2 separate regions of the Homo sapiens genome follow, and region 1 is linked to region 2. Evidence: read pairs that join two places in POLR2A ChIA-PET (ENCODE). Cell type or tissue: CD4-positive, alpha-beta T cell. All regions are shown on one strand.

Region 1 (2,500 bases), 100 kb after region 2:
TGGGAGCTTTGGCAGGGGCCCCAGGGCAGCTCTGCCTCTTTATTTTGGCTGTGGGACCCCTGGTGCACTAGGGTTTCTCAAGTAAGCATCTGTGTCCTGGGAGAGCCATAGGCAGGCCTGAGAGGGCCCCTGGAATCTGGGACCCCCAGCCCGGCCCAGTAGCTGGTACCATCATCTTTCTTGCAAGGGAAGTTATGGAAACTAAGATGCTAATGTGCTTTGATAGGCCTGGGGTGGCTCTAAGCCCTGGGAAGAGCCCTGGCAACTTTCCCTGGCTGGCGGGTAGAATCTTCTCCTGGCAGTTCAGGGCTCTGCCTCCAGCTCCCTGGGGGAGAGCAACTGAGGGAGGAGCTGGAGGCCAAGGCCTCAGTGCTGAGCTGCCTGCACCGCAGCTGCACCTTCTGGGTCCTGGCTGCAGGAACCCCATACTTCTCCAGCCTTTCCATGGTTCCCGAAGACCTGGCCTGGGGAGGGGGTCAGCAGCCTGGGGCTCACCTACCTGGCTTCAAATCCTGGCTCTACCGCTTACTCGCTTTGCGACCCTCATAATTGACAAAAGCCCTCTCGGTCTCGGTTTCCTTATCTGTGAAATGGGACAATAACAGTGGCTACCTTATAGGATTGTGTGATGATCCATCAGTTATAATAGCTCCTGAGCAGCGTTTAGAGTAACACCTGGGGCTCGGTGCAGTGGCTTATGTCTATAATCCCAGCACTTTGGGAGGCCAAGGTGGGAGGATCGCTTGAGGCCAGGAGTTTGAAACCAGCCTGACCAACATTAGTGAGACCCACTCTCTAAAAAAAAAAATTAGAGTAACGCCTGGCACAGAGAGCCCCCAGTAAACCTCGGCTGCTGTGATGAGCTTTGTTTCTTCATTTGTTCATTCATTCACCAGACTTTTTGCCGGGGCTTGCCGTGAGCCCTACGCTGCTCTGAAGAAAGCCGGGCTGGGGTGAGCGTGATGGATGAGGTGTCTGGCTTCACAAACCCTGTGTGGGGGGGTTGTGGTGAGAGGAAACCGCACACATCATTATTCAGTTACCATCGTGGGGAGACTGTCTGGACGCAGAGAGCAGGCTCTGTGTGGGAGCGGGGAGGGCAAGCCCTGGTTGCGAGGCAGGGCTTCCCCAGGATTCAGCAGGGATCTGAAGGACTTTGCAGGCACCCAGGGAGATAGGAGAGGAGGAGGGAGCAGCCCTGGCCGGACACTGTCCTCCTAGCATTGCCTGCATCAGGGACTCACTCAGCTTTAAGAAGCCCCTTTGTGGGGGACAGGGAGCATCTGTTAGTTTATAGGACCTGAAGTGCCCCCATGGGCTCAAGTTTCTGGGAAGGCCTGCAGGTGGCCGTAGGGCTGCCGCAGGGGTGCTGGCCCCAGGGTCTGGATTCAGGGGAGCCTGCAGAGGGAGGGCAGCTGGAGGCTGCTCCAGTGTGCATTGTTACGAGGCAAAGTAAGGAGACTGCTGGGCCCACGCTGGGCCGGGGTGGATGGAGGCAAGGAAGTCTTCGCCGGGGCAAGGGCACCAGCTGTAGATGCCGGCAGCTTTCTCCTGGACACGGGCCTGGAAGGCTGACAGGGTGTGGTGAGTGCCACCGGCTCCCCTGCCGTGGCCTGGTCAGTGGCTTCACAGGCCTCCGTGGGCAGGAGGAGGATGACCTTGCATTCTGCTTGGCCACCATTGGCAGTGACAGACAAGGTGTGTGGGGATGTGGCCATTTCGGTCCGTGCTCTGAGAGCCAGGTGTGGGTTGGGTTTGGGGAAGACAGGGGAATGGCATTGACTTGACCCTGAGCACTTTGTCCTGGGGTGCAGGCCCGGCTGTCACTCCCCTGGAGCTGGGAATGGCATTGGGCGGTGGCTCAGGGTCCCTTGCCCCAGCGGCACCATCTCTGCATTTGGCCAGCAAGGCTGATGGGACTTGTGTGGACATTTCTGGGACGTAGACCAGGCAGCATGACACACAGGGAGGGGTAGGCAGAGAAGGGCGGCCCCTGGGTCTTGGTTTCCAAGTCAGGCTTTGCAAGCCTGCTGTGTCAAGCCCTCTCTCGGCACCAGGCCAGGTGGGCCAGGGTCAGCCCTGGGGCTGTGATGAGTGTGAGTGCCCCTAAAGTGTGTCATGTCCAATAGCTGCCTCCTCTCTGGGCACTGCCTCCCAGCCAGATATCCTACAGCCCCCGTCCCAGCCACAGACAGCAATCTGATTCCCTCATCCTCGGCAGGTCCTGGGGTTGGGGTAAGAATTTGTCACTAAGTGCAGATGTTCCCAGAGGGTGCTGGCTCAGGGCTGCGTGGATTACAGCCCTTTCATCCCTGCCTTAGACCCACCTGCAACTCTGGAGAAAAGATGGCCCAGTGGACGCCTGCGGGGAGGAGGGAGCTGGTCCCCAGGATGAGCAGATTTGGGGGCAGTCCCCATCACGGGACCGGTGACCTACTGCCACCAGCGCCAGTGAATGGCAGAGGGGCCCTGGCATAAGGCCTGGGTTCAGAATGGGAAC
Region 2 (2,500 bases):
CTGGGCTGGCTGCTGCGGCCGCGGACGTGCTGGAGAGGACCCTGCGGGTGGGCCTGGCGCGGGACGGGGGTGCGCTGAGGGGAGACGGGAGTGCGCTGAGGGGAGACGGGACCCCTAATCCAGGCGCCCTCCCGCTGAGAGCGCCGCGCGCCCCCGGCCCCGTGCCCGCGCCGCCTACGTGGGGGACCCTGTTAGGGGCACCCGCGTAGACCCTGCGCGCCCTCACAGGACCCTGTGCTCGTTCTGCGCACTGCCGCCTGGGTTTCCTTCCTTTTATTGTTGTTTGTGTTTGCCAAGCGACAGCGACCTCCTCGAGGGCTCGCGAGGCTGCCTCGGAACTCTCCAGGACGCACAGTTTCACTCTGGGAAATCCATCGGTCCCCTCCCTTTGGCTCTCCCCGGCGGCTCTCGGGCCCCGCTTGGACCCGGCAACGGGATAGGGAGGTCGTTCCTCACCTCCGACTGAGTGGACAGCCGCGTCCTGCTCGGGTGGACAGCCCTCCCCTCCCCCACGCCAGTTTCGGGGCCGCCAAGTTGTGCAGCCCGTGGGCCGGGAGCACCGAACGGACACAGCCCAGGTCGTGGCAGGGTCTAGAGTGGGATGTCCCATGGCCCCCATCCAGGCCTGGGGATATCCTCATCCGCCTCCCAGAATCGGGCCGTGGGGGACAGAAGGGGCCTGCGTGCGGGCAGGGAGAGTATTTTGGCTCTCTCCTGTCTTCGGGGTTTACAAAGTGTGTTGGGACTTGCGGGGCTGCTCTGTCCAAGCCTGGGTCTGGCGTCCGCGTCTCTGAGCCTGTGAGTGCGTGCGCTTTCCTGCGTCCTCTTGACTGCCGGTGCTGGGGCTCTGCGTCCTGCGTCCGCGGGAGTAAATACAGCAGGCGAAGGGGAAGCTCACACAATGGTCTCCAGCGCTCTGGGGCAGGGCTTCTGAGGGGCGGGCCTGCCTCTGCCGGGACCTGGAGCCCCCGCCCCTCGGAGAGGCTCCTAGGCTGACTTGGGCAGAGCCCTCTGGTGGGCCGGGAGGGGGAAAGGCTGTGTTGAAATGAGCAAACTGTCCAGGTGTCAGGCCAAGCTGGGAGGTGACCAGCCTGAGGTCCTCCCCGCTCCATGGCCAGAACCAGGGCTGACATCTGGGTGTCCTGAGCCCAGCTGCCCACACGGCCCACCTGGGGTCAGCCCTATCTGAGTGGGGGAGGCGGGGCCTCCTGGGGGACCAGAACTTTGGCTGGACGCCAAGCAGAGTGCCAGTGGCTGTTCTTCAGGGCTGGGCCTGAGGAGGGTGTGGGGCGGCGAAGGGACGGGAGGGGGTTGTGATCCAGTGGCCACTGGCGCTGTGCAGAGTGTGAGCTGGAAACATCGTAGTTACTTTGTCAGCTTAGTGGTGAAAGCCCTTTTTCAGGCTCTATCCCTTTGCATCCCTGCTTCCCAGAGGGAGGGGAGGTCTGGGTCTGCAGAGCTGGGAGGGCTTGCTGTTCCCGCCCCCCTCCCCCACAACACCTCCTCATCTGGACATCTTTGGGCACATGCTCATACTGGGGTCTCCCTAGGTCCACTGTGTTCCGTTGAGCCTCCTGCAGTCCCCGAGTGAATGTGACCTCCCTGCCCCTGCCTCTTTGCAACTCCTCCCTGCGACCGCTCCTCCAGGGGCCTTCCTTGTCCCAAATGTCCAAGTGGCACGACTTAGCCGGTCTGACCACTTTCCAGTAAGCCCTTATGGAGAGAGGCCCTGTGTTGTGCAGAGCTCTCCTCCTGCCTGCGGGATCGAGGTCTCTGCTCTCAGTTCCTAACAGAAAGTGTCGGGCCCCCAGTGGGATTTCTGGGGAAGAACTCTCGTGTCTCAACGGGAGCCCTGTGGCGGGAGGGGAGGCCAGGGTTTGGGGTTGTGTTCGTTGTACAGCTGTCACCATTTGCACTATGAAAGTTGTTAGTGCCCCTTCCTTGGGTCTCTGGGTGTAACTCCACCCTTGCCCCCATGTGCCTCCATCTGGAGCTGCTTCTGCGGCTGTCTCCCAAGCCAGTTTTGTGACCCTGTAATTTAGTCCAAGACAATGGGCTCATTGAGACCATCCTGGTGCAGCAGTTGGCAATCCTTTGGCTCTGGGGGAAGGTTTCTCAGTCTCGGGGAGTGGGGCCTCAATCTGCTGGTTCCCTGTGTTTATCAGTCTCCCCCTTGTGTGTCCTGAATGGTTTTGCTGGGAATTCTGGTCTTAGAGCCATCAGGTGGCCCGAGTCGATAGGCGTGAGAGAGTGTGTGTGTGCATGAGTGCGCATGTGCATGGGGGCTGACCTGGGGTATGGAAAGGTGGCCCTCCCTGGTGCCCAAGGAGCCTGGAGTATAGTTGGAGGGTGTGGGGGTGTGTATATGGGAGTTGGACAACCTTGGGTGGACAGACAGACGTGGGGAAGGGATGATTGAAGGAGGTGGAGGAGAGAGTGTGATTCAGCCCAGCCAGGGGTGATGTGGACAGGCAGCTTCCGAATCAGGGTAGAGAAAAGT

Evidence for each region. Peaks named below come from ENCODE experiments on the same cell type or tissue, not always from the same donor. Only the 100,000 strongest peaks of a DNase experiment are listed, where the experiment ranks them.
Region 1: POLR2A ChIA-PET joins it to region 2 with 15 read pairs; 9 of 35 experiments call an interaction of 5 or more read pairs at or near these places.

What each region holds. Positions count from the first base shown.
Region 1 is chr17:77,474,206-77,476,705 of GRCh38, forward strand. All of the region lies in intron 3 of SEPTIN9 (septin 9), which reads left to right. Among named protein-coding and RNA genes, the nearest start is that of MIR4316, 78 kb to the left of the region's middle. RefSeq lists enhancers at 1-237, 238-738, 816-1,656. In CD4-positive, alpha-beta T cell, no CTCF peak of the experiment used is centred here; a DNase peak (open chromatin) is centred at 996; H3K4me3 peaks cover 785 bases; H3K27ac peaks cover 2,340 bases.
Region 2 is chr17:77,373,560-77,376,059 of GRCh38, forward strand. The region is part of intron 2 of SEPTIN9 (septin 9); the gene reads left to right. Among named protein-coding and RNA genes, the nearest start is that of MIR4316, 22 kb to the right of the region's middle. RefSeq lists an enhancer at 2,078-2,500. In CD4-positive, alpha-beta T cell, CTCF peaks have their summits at 1,033 (motif pointing left) and 1,237; DNase peaks (open chromatin) are centred at 312 and 952; H3K4me3 peaks cover 2,500 bases; H3K27ac peaks cover 1,039 bases.